Regions from separate parts of the Homo sapiens genome. Here all the other regions are linked to region 3. A link is a contact called in ENCODE Hi-C or POLR2A ChIA-PET data. All regions are on one chromosome and are shown on one strand. Each heading gives the region's core, a stretch centred on a gene start or an enhancer-like site at or near the end of the contact. The rest is flanking DNA. Distances are from core to core; before and after follow the strand shown. Region 1 overlaps LOC105372019 (a long non-coding RNA gene). Region 2 has its middle 56 kb from the start of GATA6-AS1. Region 3 overlaps LOC105372017 (a long non-coding RNA gene).

Region 1 (4,262 bases), core at 185-2,684, 120 kb after region 3:
AATTCCAAACACACTTGGACCCTTGCATTTCAGAAAGTGACCATGCACCCATAACAATGGCTAGTCTTCATGGCGCACACTCATGTTTTAGGCCATTTAATCCCCACATAGCCCTATGGGAAGGTTCCTTTAGCTTTTCCATTTGACAGTGGGTGACACACAGAAAGATAAAGAAACCAAGACAGGCTGCACATTTAACAAGCACAGAGTCAGGACTGGACCAGGCAGCCTGGCATCAGAAACTTTTCTCTTGAGACTCCTTTGCACTGCCTGTGTTTTCTGTTTCACTCCTACTGAGATATTAATCACCTACCAAAACTCAAAATACCACGGGAAACAGCATTCTGTGGTGGTTAAGAATATGGACTATGGATATAGAATGCCTGAGTTTACATCTCAGCTCCATCACTTAGCAGCTGTGTCACTTTGGGCATGTTACTTAACTTCTCAGTGCTTCATCTGTAACATAAGGATAATAATAATACTTCTTAGGGTTGCTTGAGGATGAGTTAATATATGTAAGGTAACCCGGCACATGTCCGTGTTAACTATTATTATTATTATTTCATCTCACCTATCTGCAGCTGAACTAGCACCAACGAATCTCATTATATGTGAACTGAATTAGGTTAAGCTCTGGGGTCAGATCCTGATCTCTTTATCTAGTGGTTGACAGTGTCACTCACTGTTGACAGGACAGCCTCTAACAGGGGTTATTGTCATCTCACGCAGTAGTGTTTCCTGTGGGTACAGAGAGTGGCTGCATGCATAAACCAAGGGCTTCTCAACTTTCCAACATATTAATAATAAAATGAAAAGACAGAAAATCACACTTATTGACCAATTCCAAAGGAAATTCATTTTACTTTACCAAATTGTTACCAAAATATTTGCTTATTTCAACTCTGGAAAAATACCTTTGGGAGGATGAAAGGGTTGAACTTTTACTTTTTATGCTTCAAATAACTTCTAAACACAAGCCTGTTTGGTGAAAAGGGAAAAAACCTGTGAATGTCTCACTTTGCAAAAGAACAACAGGAAGCTCTGGTTGGCAAGGTTTTACATGCACTTCAGAGAGTTTAAGGTCAAGGTGCAGAAGGGCTAGTGAGGAACTGGAGCTGAGGCTGAGCTTGTGGCTTAAGGGGTGGGTGCTAGATTTCTGCCTGCTTAGGAGGGGCTGTGCCTCTCCCTTCTCCCTTGGCCAGCTGCTCACAGGAACTTCTTTTTCTGGAGCCTTGTAGAAGATTCATCGTGGTCCCAGCACTTACACATCTGAGCCAGCTCAGGCTGGATGGAAAGTTTTGAGGGCCACCTATTCCTAAATATTCAGGAGGAGAAAAGAAAATCCCTTGCAAATGACAGGAAAAAGCCATCCTTTCTCAATACTTAAACATGACATTATGATTCCTGGAAACCACAACAAAAAAACAGAACAACATTCACTCTGTCTCAAAAATTCAAATAGGCACAAGGCAATGACATATGGTAGTTTTTGTTTCTCACAGAACTGAGATCTGCAGTTCTCAAGGACTTTCTGGATGGTGACTACAGCCAGGGGCAATGAGGTCAGCGTGGCTGGGGCTTTCCGGTCACTGGTGGGCAGAGGAGCACAGGGAGCATGTACTGGGGTTGGATCTATAGGCTGGGAGCCAGCAGGCCTGCACTCAAATGCAGTTCTACCACTTTCTACTTGTGGGGTTTGCTGATAAGGCCTCTCTGCCTCAGTTCCTCAGCTGCAAAGTAGGGAGAATAATAGTATTTGGCTCCCAGGGTGGCTGTGAGCGTTAAATGAATGAAGACATAGCAAGGTGTTCAATACCTTGCACGGGTCAGCTATTTAGTTAATGTTATTTATTATTGTTGTGCTCTGATCCTACTTGTGCAATCAGGGGAATGCCATTAACCTCTTTTTGTCCTTGTTTCTCCCTTATAAAATGGAATAAAAATACTTCTTTTGGGGCTGTTGTAAAGTTTAAATGGAATAGTGTACAAATTGGCATTTATTGAGTTGGGTTCAATAAGTGGTAGCCTTCCCAGGAAGGATCGTTTGGGAGTCTTCTACACCTTAGATTCCCCATGAGATCTTTTCAAAGGCAAATCTGATAACACATCTTTTCTTCCTGGAGAAGCCAAGGTTTGATCCTTGCTCAGAGCAGCTTGAAGCAGCAGTGAGTGAGTAAAGCTGGCACCCCTCCAGCTGAGAGAGGAAACCTGAACAAAACCATGGAAGGAAGTATCTAGAAGGCTTTATGCAGTGCTAGGCACACTTCTAAGGATGTGATAACTTAGTTCAACCTCACACACTCTTACAAGCTGGAACTACTATCATTTCCATTTTGCAGGTGATGAAACTGGATTCAAACCCAAGTCATCTGGCCCTGGAGTCTGTGTCCTGGGCATAACACACTGCCCTGGCATAGGAACTTTCCGAGGAGATAGGAGGCTGAGATCATGGTGGGGAAATGAGCAGAAAGGCTGGTGGGAGTGCTGTGAACACCAGGCCAACCTTCAATTTAAAACAATTCCTTCAAGGAAACACAGCTCCAACTATTCCTTGTCAGCAGAGCAGCTGCACACAGTCCCTTGTCCTGTATGTCCTGATAATCGTCCTTTTCCACTTCCTCTCTCCCCTCCCCCTGGCCGACTTATTGATACCGACGTGGACAAATGAGGTCAGAAAACTTCAGTGACCGCACACAGTGTCCTTCTCTATGGGTCACTCGCTCACAAGGTCAGCACAACAAACCCTCCTGCTGCAAGGATTGTCCCTGGGAAGCTGGGGGAGGAGCCTGCGTGCTTCCGCGTCTCCCTTGACTCCTGCCTGTCCGAGGCCAGAATGGGACTGCGCTGATTAGAGAGGGAGCAATTCTGGAGGGCAGGAGTGAGGTGGAGGAGGTGACCCTGAGCTAGGCAGAAGATCACGTAGGAGGCTGTTCACTGAAATGAGCTTTTGCACTTGGAACATTACATAATCAGAGAACACCTTGTTACCTTGTTTTGGTAATAATTAAGAGTTCAAATCAATCACCTTTCCATTCATTATTTTTAAAACGACAGATGTCAGAAATCTAAACCTTGTTTTTACTGTTTTGGGGGATGCGGGGAAGCGAGATTAGCCAGCCTCTGAATCACCCACCCACATGTGGTACATTCCTTGGGGTAATTAGAAGATTGTATGTTCCTCTTTCCAGAGATACTTGAAGAATCATACTGTAAATTTGTGTAACATTTTATAAATTATTTTGCGTACATTTTTAGGAGATGAGAAATCATTTTGTTTCAGATTAAAAACTCTCTCAAAATAAAATCTAAATATCTCTTCCTGGACATAGCTTTTTTCAGACTGCAACTGCAGAATGGGGCTTTTTTCTATCTCTCTTTATTTAAAGATCACATAAATTTTAAGAAAAGAAAGCCACTGGTTTTAGGAGTCTAAGAGCAAAGATTTAGAAAGAAGAAAGAATACGCCTTTGGAAGATCTGCATACTTTGGAAATGAAGAGAGTTTTATTTCTTAGAGACAGGAGGAAGATTTATAGATTTATGTTTCCTCCATAAGACAAATGACCGAAGCGCACGTTGTTGGTTTTTTTCAGCACTAAATCTAATCAATAACCTTTGTTACGAAAGAAACAAATAATCGCTAAAGTTTAGTAAAGGTATAAAATTCACTAGGTTCTAGTGTTCGGGTTATTTGAAACGTGTGTGTGTGTCTCTCTCTCTAGAGCTGTGCTTCAGCTAATTCCTGTTAAATAGTTATGGAGTATTTTTTTCTTTTTGCTACGAGCCTTGCAACATATGAGACAAATCAGACAAGTTTAGAATCACAGAATGTTAGGGCTGGAGAGGACGTGGCGCTAGCCGCGTGCCCAGAGTTTACAGTTGAGACGTTGAGGCCCCCAGAGCTGCTGAGACTTGCCCAGTGTCACCTAGCTGCTGAGGCCCGGGGACCTCGTTGTCGCATCCGACCTGGGGCGTGCGCAGCTCTAATTCTCCGCTCTGAATGCTGGCCCTGGAGTTGCCCCTGCTCTCTCACAGCTCAATACTTGGGGACCAAACTCTCTCTCTTTCTGCTCCCCTCACCCCCACCAAGCGCCGTACCCACCTCCCTCGCTATCAAACAAAAGCTCCAGGCATTGGAAACGTTTCCCCGCCGGGAGCGCCAGGGTCCGGCCGCGCTGCGGGGTCGGTCTGCGCGCGCGGCGGGGTGGTGGGCGCGTCTGGCCGCCCGGGTCTTCAGGCGCGCAGCGACGCCGGCCCGGG
Region 2 (4,566 bases), core at 1,337-3,836, 110 kb before region 3:
TGTGTGTAAATTCGAGACAAAATTTTTTTGAGATGTGGTCTTCCTATGTTGCCCAGGATGGCCTCAAATTTCTAGGCTAAAGTGATCCTCCCACCCCAGCCTCTCAAGTAGCTGGGGCTATAGGCATACACCTGGCTTCAAATCTTTCTTAGCTAGAAAAATTGAGTGCAATTGACAGGATAAGAAAAAGACTCACTATGCATTAGATAATTCATCTTATTTCTTAGAAACCCTAGTCGCTCAAGAGCAAAGCCTCAGTGATTGCTTGTGTAATCTTGATTTTTAATAAAAAGGCATTCAAATTATAAGCCAATGATCTATAAATGTGTTTTTTATTAAAAAACAAAAACATCATTGCAATGCTCTGATGATATGTAAATATCTTATGTGGAAACTGACTTGAATACCTTCAAAATATGCCACAAGAAGGTTGTGAAAATAAGATGGGAAACCAGAGGAGCAAAATGAAAATGTTTTTGCCCAGGCAATTTAGATCTGAGGGATATATATAAACAGATTCTTCCCCACACAGCGACCATCCTTATCCACAGAGGAGGGTACAGCCAAATGTTCAAACCCAGAAGAGTTAATAACTGCTCTATAGGACCTATGTGATCTTGCTGTTCCTCTTGTCCTGAACATGCAGATTCTGTACCCAAGGAGAGAAGCATAATAGTGACATATTATTATTGTCAATAATAATATGACATGATACATATATATACATATATATATATATATATATATATATATACAGGTATATATACATGTGACAGAGCAAGACTGTCTCAAAAAAAAAGTAAACTAAAGAAAGAAGAAACTTTTATTTCTTAAGCACTTATTATTAGCATTTACTAGTTGTCAAGCACTTTAAATGATCTTATTTAAGCCTCATAACAATCCTGAAATGTGGGCTTTCTCACTTCCATTTTATTTATTTAATTTATTTTTTGAGACGGAGTTTCACTCTTGTTGCCCAGGCTGGAGTGCAGTGGTGTGATCTTGGCTCACTGCCACCTTCACCTCCTGGGTTCAAGCGATTCTCCTGCGTCAGCCTCCTGAGTAGCCGGGATTATAGCCGCTCGCCACCACCTTTGGCTAATTTTTGTATTTTTAGTAGAGACGGGGTTTCGTCATGTTGACCCGGGTGGTCTTGAACTCCTGACTTAAGGTGATCTGCCCGCCTTGGCCTCCTAAAGTGCTGGGATTACAGGCATGAGCCACTGTGCCTGGCCTCATCTCCATTTTACACATGTAAAATGTCCAGTCCAGGACTCAGAGGGCTTAAGTAATTTGCATGAAGATGGTGAACTATAGAGCAGGATTTGAATACGGGCCTGCCCGGCTCTGAGGTCTGTGATCCTTCATATCACCCTGCTGACAAGGCAGAATGCTGACAAAAGCGTCAGCATTTTGTGGGGTGAACCTGGGGACACAGGCATTTCTCCTACCCTCAATGTCCTCAGATGGGGTTGAATTGAATACGTCTCAAATTGTTTTCAAGGCATAAAACTATTGCCTATGTAGGTCCTCAGTAAATGTTGAGTGAATCACATTGTATATATCCAAAACTCTATCACCAGCGTTAGGTGAGATGGGCAAGGCCCAGGAGGCAGGGAAAGGAAATAATGAAATGTTGTCCATTCATGTGGATCTTAGCCATAAAAGTACTTGTCAGTTTTAACATATATTTGGTTGTTTTAAAAACACATTTTTACATAAGTAGAGCTTTGGCATATTTTTCTATAAACAAATATGGCTGCCTCCTTTGTTATACTTTTTTTTTTTTTTTTTTGGATACAGAGTCTTGCTCTGTTGCCCAGGCTGGAGTGCAGTGGTGCGATCTCGGCTCACCACAACCTCCGCATCCCAGGTTCAAGTGATTCTCCTGCCACAGCCTCCTGCGTAGCTGGGATTACAGGCGGGTGCCACCACGCCAGGCTGATTTTTGTATATTCAGTAGAGACAGGGTTTCACTATGTTGGCCAGGCTGGTCTCAAACTCCTGAACTCATTATCTGCCTGCCTCGGCCACACAAAGTGTTGGGATTACAGGTGTGAGCCACCACGCCCAGCCTGTTATACTTTTAAATACATGTCTGGGGTTAACATTATGCATCAAACTAACTTCTCTTCAGGTGTATATCTTCAGCAGTTTCTATTTCCACCAAGGATTAGAAGGTTTCTAGGCTCGTGTTTACCTGATCTTTAGTATTGTATGTGTGTATACCTGCTTTATAAATAAGTTGGGAATTTCCCCATCTGTCTGAGATCCACGACTGTTCTGCTGGAGGCATTTTCTTCACTCTGCTATGGCTTACTGTGTATGAACTGCTGCCACACTTATGTTATCTAGAGTTATCTGGAACATTTGGGCCTCCTTGATTTAGGTGAGTGAATGAAACAACAAGCAACAACAACAACAACAACAACAACAAACTATGAGTATAGCTAAACAATAAAAAGATAGTGGGTGAAGAGCTGAGCCCAGTAGTGAAGAGACCGGATTCCTGCAGTGTTTCCTGCCTGTCATGAACACCCTGGAGGTGGCCCTGCGCCAGGGTGACCTGCCTCACCCCTGGGTCATCCGTCCAGGGCGCTCTGGGCATGCAGCCTGAGGCTGGGGAAGCTGCTTCCAGCAGAGAAGCGCTGAGAGGGCACGTGGCTTTGTGGGACGTGGTGGCTCATTCTCTCTGCAGGGTTAAGTAGTACCTGGTTTCCCTGGGGTCTACAGAAGATCACAATAATTATCTGGACTTTTGTCATTAAGCTTAGGAGGAAAAAATACACCAAAAAAGGAGAATGAAATCCTGAGGTTTCTTTGCCTGGTGGGTCATCTGAAACCCCACTCAGGAAGTAACCTAGAAAGGGAAAAGTCTGTAGCTCCAAATGATGGGTTCTCTGTGAAAGACCTACAACCTGTACACATGGTGTCATCCCATAATAATCAGCCCCAGTCAAGGGGGTCAGGGATGGGAGGCAAATGCCCTTCTCTTCTTCTAATCTCCCTGGTGTGGTGGTGTTTTTCTGAGACATCTTTCCTCGTTTGGCCAGAGTCCACTTTCAACACATTCAAGGGAAGGGAGGAGGTGGGTGCTCAGTACCCCACTGGGACAGCTGCCTCTTCACCACAGTGGCCCAAAGGTTGGGAGTGAGTTTCCAGATAGTAGCTATTTGAATAAATCAAGGCATATGGACCGCTTTAGTGCTCTTTCATCAAGTATCTATAAAAGCCTTATTAATAGGATGATTCCTATTTGGTAGGTATAGATCAGTGGTTCTCAACTCTGCCTGTTAGAACCCTCTGGAAAGCTCAAAATCTCAGGGATTTTACCATTCCGTTGATGAACTGGAAACAGAAAAAGATGATTCTGACAGACTATTTCTTTCTGACGCCAAACTCCAGGGCCTCTCTTTCCTTTCATTAATTTTATTGGAGTTTACCCAAATAAAAAACATATCTCATCTTATCCACCTCCCTTATCTGCAAGCTGCCCAGCAAGGAAGGTGAAGGTGTTTGGAAACAGAACTCAGCATCCTGCATACCTGGTGACACATACACCAATGACAGGAAGATATTCTGACAAACCAGGAGCAGCACTGGGGATTCTTCCTGCAGGGCCTGTGGTGCCAGTATTTCCCTCCTTTCTTTTTTCTTTCTTTCCTTCCTTCCTTCCTTCCTTCCCTCCCTCCTTCCTTCTTCTTTCCTTCCTTCCCTCTTTCTCTGTCTTTCTTGCTTTCTTTCCTTCTTTCTTTTTCTTTCTCTCTCTCTCTTTTTTTTTTCTTTGAGACAGGTTCTTGCTTTGTCACCCAGGCTGGAGTGCAGTGGCACAATCATGGCTCACTGCAGCCTCGAACTCCTGGGCTCAAGCAATCCACCTACCTTGGCCTCCCAAATAGCTGGGACTACAGGCACACACCATCACGCCCAGCTGATTTTTTTATTTTTTTTGTAGGGACGGAGTCTCACCATGTTTCCTGGGCTGATCTCGAACCCTCAAGCGATCCTCCCACCTCAGCCTCTCAAAGTGCTGGGATTGCAGGCATGAGCCACCATTCCAGGCCAACACTTAGGTCTTGAGAGAATGAGAAGCTCAAGCAATTACTTTTTTATTGTTGATACTACAGGTTGTTTGTTTTACAGTTGGTCTGTAAAAGAAGACAAGGGAATTTAAACTCTTACACTTCTAGTTTTCTGAACAGCCTAATTTGAGTGGCATTTTCGCTGCATGGGAAGGCATAGCCCAGAGATAATATATGGGGAACGCTCTTTCTGATGTCCTTGGGATTCCTGTGTTGTGTGGGTTCTTTTTTTTTTTTCACTCCAAAATATATCTATTGTCATCCCTCTAAGTAACTATAGTTTGATAGATGTTTTGGTGGTAATGTGATAAAGTAAAACCTTAGAGACAAAATTTAGCATAATTGCTGCCAGCATTCATGTGTACAACATTTAGGAAAATCTCAATTTAAGTCACAAAGAGAGTTTTATACCCTGTCCTCTAGGGCTGGCTGAGCCGATTATTGGCAAGGTTTGATTTCTAACCACTTACAGAGGTATTATAAA
Region 3 (4,483 bases), core at 1,767-4,266:
TATGGCTGCATAGTATTCCATGGTGTATATGTACCACACTTCCTTTATCCAATCTGTCACTGATGGGCATTTAGGTTGATTCCATGTCTTTGCTATTGTGAATAGTGCTGCAGTGAACATATGCATGCATATGTCTTTATGGTAGAATGGTTTATATTCCTCTGGGTATATACCCAGTAATGGGATTACTGGGTTGAATGGTAGTTCTGTTTTTTGCTCTTTCAGGAATTGCCATACTGTTTTCCACAATGGTTGAACTAATTTACCTCCCACCAACAGTGTGTAAGTGTTTCCTTTTCTCTGCAACCTCACCAGTGTCTGTTATTTTTTGACTTTTTAATAATAACCATTCTGATAGGTGTGAGATAATATTTTGTATGTATATAGGTCTGCACATTTTTCCGGGGAAAAGTTCATTGCTTTCATCAGATTCTCAAAGGCACATGTAATGCAAAGTAGGTTAAGAACAAGGGATCACTTCTGATTGCTTGGTTTGTAACAAAATAAGAAAAATAAGGAGATACAATTCAGCTTCTCATAAAGCTACAATTCTAAGAATGCCTTTTATTCTGGGATTATGCCCATTCACTGTCTCTCTCTTTTTGCTATTAGGTTTTCTTTTATGGGATGATGGTCTAGTGAATTGTAATTACAAAAAAAAAATTTCTCTCTTGACAAAGCCGGAAGTTGGTAAAATCTTCAACTAAGAGTTCTTTCTTTTTTTCTGGCTTGTGAAATCCCACATCCTGGAAACCACTAATCTAGAGGGTTGTCTTTCTATCTGCACGTGATTTAGGGGTGTGCGGTTGTACACCATTCTTCCCCTCACACTCCCCCATGTATATGAAGGTTGTCTTTTATTATGTGCAAACCTTTCTTAAAGAACATGATATAAACATAACTCTTCCTGGCTCCAAAAAACATAACTATCACTTTGGGCAAATAATCTAATCTTCCTGGGCCTCAATTATCTTATTAAAATGAGGAAGATGGGCTGGGAGCTCTGAAGGTTCTGTCCAGATCTAACATGATGTTATTGAAGTGAATGCATGTGAGGCCAGACAGGAAAGGCTGAAGTACAGATCAGGGCCTTGAGGGAGGAGATCAGAGGCAGGGGGAGAACCCTGTCTTTTGATTTTCCTCAAAAGCAGAGTAAAAGAAAAGATTTTGGATGTATTTAAAATTTTGGTCTACATGATTCAGTGAACTCATATGCTAATTTATTTATTTATTTTTAATTTCACAGCCTAGACCTTACAAGCTAATCTGGTTTTATGAGGTGTTCTTTGTAAGATTATGTAAAATTAATGTAAAATTTAATGTAAAATTATCCAAAAGTGGATAATATGCTTTTTGAGACAAAGATGGGTAAAGGAAAACTGATCAAAATCAGCCAAAAGAATAATGAAGCTGGGCATGGTGGTCACACCTGTAATCCCAGGACTTTGGGAGGCTGAGGTGGGAGGATCACTTAAGGTCAGGAGTTTGAGACTAGAGTGGGCAATATAGGGAGATCCTGTCTCCACAAAAAATTTAAAAAAACTAGCCAGGCATGGTGGCACACACCTGTAGTCCCAGCTCCTCAGGAGGTTGAAGTGGGAGGATCACTTGAGCCTGGGAGGTTGAGGCTTCAGTGAGCCTTGATTGTGCCACTGTACTCTCACCTGGGCAAGTACAAAAACAAGAAGAAGAAGAGTGAAGAAGAGTGATAATAATAATAGTAACAGGCCAGGTGTGGTGGCTCATGCCTGTAATCCCAGCACTTTGGGAGGCCAAGGTGGGTGGATCACTTGAGGTCAGGAGTTCAAGACCAGCCTGGCCAACATGGCAAAACCCCATCTCTACTAAAAATACAAAAATTAGCTGGGCGTGGTGGCACATGCCTGTAATCCCAGCCACTGGGGAGGCTGAGGCCGGAGAATTGCTGGAACCTGGGAGGTGGAGGCTGCAGTGAGCCAAGATCATACCACTGCACTCCAGCCTGGGCAACAGAGTGAGACTCTGCCTTAATAATAATAATACTAATAGTAACAAAAAGGAGAGTAACAGTAGTTACGCTCAGGTCATTGAGTGCCAGCTCGGAACTGAACTTTGCATTCATTGTCCTCTTGAGTCCTGCAACGTAGGTTTGATCATCACATTGTTTTAGATCCAGCCATTGGCAGAGGTATGATTTGGCCCAATCCACTCACTTGAAAGCTCCCACTCCCTGTGGCCACTCCTTTAAAACAGAGCCTTGCTCCTCAAAATATGGTCTGATCACCTGCAGCGTGGGCATCCCCTGGGAGCTTGTTGGAGCAGCTCAGGCTCTGTCCCAGACCTATTCAAGCCAAATCTGGATTTAGCAAGACTCTCGAGGGATTTGTATTCAAGTAAAAGTTTGAGGAGCACTAGTTTAGATGATTCTGCTTTAGAAAAAACTTTCCCTACGCGTTAATACTTATCAAGTGTTCCCTTGCTTTATGGCTGAAGAAGGAAAGCATCACACTAAGGATGGAGAGAAGGCTGTCCTGGTTGGGGAGGGTGGAGTCCTTGCTCTACTGAGAGGGTGTGCATTTCTGAACCCTTGTTGCCTGTTTCTCTCCTTGAAAACTGAATATGTCATAGGATGTACAACACCAAGGGTGAGCCCTAACACGGACTATGGACTTTGGATTGTAACCAACGTAGCACTCTGGTGCAGGATGTGGGGATGCGGATAGTGGGTGGGGCTGTGCGTGCTGGGGGAACAAGGGGTCTGTGAGAGCTCCGTACTTTCTGCCCAATTTTGCTATGAACCTAAGACTGCCCTAAAAAATAAGGTGTATTCAAACCTGAACACACCTTAATGTATTCAGGCTGTGGGCCTTGCCGAAGATGGGACAGCTAGTAAGATAATGCCTGTTAAATTCTTTTTTAAAAAAATCATTTGGATAAAAGTGCTTTTGAAAGACAGGGTTTTGTCAAGTGCTATGATCTCATCATCTGGCAGCCCCGGCGGGCAAGGAGTCCAAGGGAAACCCAGGGCGTTGACAAGTGGGTGACTCAGGTGCCGGCCCTGCTGGCGGTGAGCAACTGCGGGGTTGGAACCCGTGGGAGGGGCAGGGAGATGTGCTGAGCTCCTTTCTGGCCAGTGCTGATGTCATCAAAGCCCCAGGGCTAAGGCTGTGCTTTCCACCTGCCCTCAGAAGCACCAGTACTCCTGGTTTCTTATTTATTTATTTTTTCTCTTCTCTCTGGTTTTCTGGGTTGTGTTTTCCCCTTTGTTCTTAAATAGTTAGTTGGGACCTGTGGTAGCTCTTTCAAGGGCTCTGCTAACACAGGACAGCCCTGGACCTTGGCTTATAGGGACTTTATATCCTCATTGTCAGTCCCTGGGGCAGTTAATATGCCTGAAACGCCCTCCACTCCCTCTTAAATGTGTGTGTGTGTGTGTGTGTGTGTGTGTTTGGTTTATTTAATACTATTCTGTAGCATAGGTAAAAGGCTTTAAAAAAACCTTTTCTGCTATCTCATTTGATTCTAAAGACAGTGTCTGGTCAATGGATGGGTGATGGTATTAGGAACACAGGCTGGGTGTCAATCATCCTCCAGTTAATGCAGAAAGAAGGATTCAGTGAGTGAAGTGACTTGCTTAAGGGCACACAGCTCTGTGCAGGTGGGCAACGTGGGAAGGCTCCCAGGGCTCTCCCTTACAAATCCCCAGGCATCTGGCTTCCTAAGCCTGAGGCCTTACTTGTCCTGCCTAAATACTACTAGGTCAGCAAAACTTGTTAGCCATAAAGAGAGAACACTAACCCTGTGTGTCACAGGGGATTCAGGATCAGGGTGGTAGAAACCAATAGGGCCATTTTTTCCTCTGGGCTGTGCTGTTTCTGCCAAGCACCTTCTTGTTTTTATCCATAATAAAAATAAGTGCTAAGTTTTTCATTTTACTTATTTTTTAGATTTTGGGTGTGTTGCCTAGGCTGGAGTGCAGTGGTGTGATCATTACTCACTGCCGTCTGCAGTCTTGACTTTCCAGGCTCGCTACAGCCTCCAGAGCAGCTGGGATTACAGGTGCACACCACCACAGCCGGCTAATTGTTTTTTTTTTTTTTTAGAGATGAGGTCTTGCTGTGTCACCCAGGCTGATCTTGAACTCCTGGCCTCAAGTTATCCGCCAGCCTTAGTCTCTCAAGTTGCTAGGATTATAGGCGTGAGCAACCAAGCTCAGCTGGTGCTAAGTTTTAAGAAATAAAATAACCAGAAAAATTAGGCCAAGTGAAATAGTTCAACTTAGCTTAGCAATGGCAAGCTCAGGTCTTTTCCAAATAATGAGGAAACCTGGTGAAACCACAGTAACCTCAGTGAGCTGTGGCCTTTGCTGACGAGATGGGTGATCAGAATTTGAGGCAAATGGTCCAAGTAGCTGTTTATCGTCTTCAACTTTCACAGCTTCCATTCCAAGCCAATAACTCACTTCTGGGCCCCACAAGTGACCTGTGTTCTACACCTCTATCAA

What was found. Hi-C counts contacts between places; a loop is a spot of excess contacts on that map. ChIA-PET counts read pairs that join two places held with the same protein, here RNA polymerase II (POLR2A). Pooled maps may share reads with other maps.
Region 1: a map of Caco-2 shows a loop between it and region 3 (2.9-fold over the local background). The contact joins two enhancer-like sites. A Hi-C loop is called at or near these places in 7 of 168 maps with a recorded cell type or tissue (CD8-positive, alpha-beta T cell, Caco-2, ascending aorta and 4 more) and 10 of 50 pooled maps. POLR2A ChIA-PET finds 5 or more read pairs at or near these places in 2 of 52 experiments (HEK293T and WTC11).
Region 2: a loop to region 3 is called in a map of HepG2, with 3 times the contacts of the local background. The contact joins two enhancer-like sites. A Hi-C loop is called at or near these places in 1 of 168 maps with a recorded cell type or tissue (HepG2). POLR2A ChIA-PET finds 5 or more read pairs at or near these places in 5 of 52 experiments (AG04450, GM10248, PC-3 and 2 more).

Annotation. Positions count from the first base shown.
Region 1 is chr18:22,344,362-22,348,623 of GRCh38, forward strand. LOC105372019 (a long non-coding RNA gene) reads right to left here. Exons shown (of 2, transcript XR_935282.4): 2 at 3,485-4,262. Among named protein-coding and RNA genes, the nearest start is that of CTAGE1, 71 kb to the right of the region's middle. Within about 2 kb of position 1,435, at least 6 of the 41 ENCODE cell types and tissues checked have a DNase peak (open chromatin) inside an H3K27ac peak, as active enhancers do.
Region 2 is chr18:22,111,030-22,115,595 of GRCh38, forward strand. No RefSeq gene overlaps it. Among named protein-coding and RNA genes, the nearest start is that of GATA6-AS1, 56 kb to the right of the region's middle. Within about 2 kb of position 2,587, at least 3 of the 41 ENCODE cell types and tissues checked have a DNase peak (open chromatin) inside an H3K27ac peak, as active enhancers do.
Region 3 is chr18:22,220,800-22,225,282 of GRCh38, forward strand. The region is part of intron 2 of LOC105372017 (a long non-coding RNA gene); the gene reads left to right. Among named protein-coding and RNA genes, the nearest start is that of GATA6, 53 kb to the left of the region's middle. Within about 2 kb of position 3,017, at least 6 of the 41 ENCODE cell types and tissues checked have a DNase peak (open chromatin) inside an H3K27ac peak, as active enhancers do.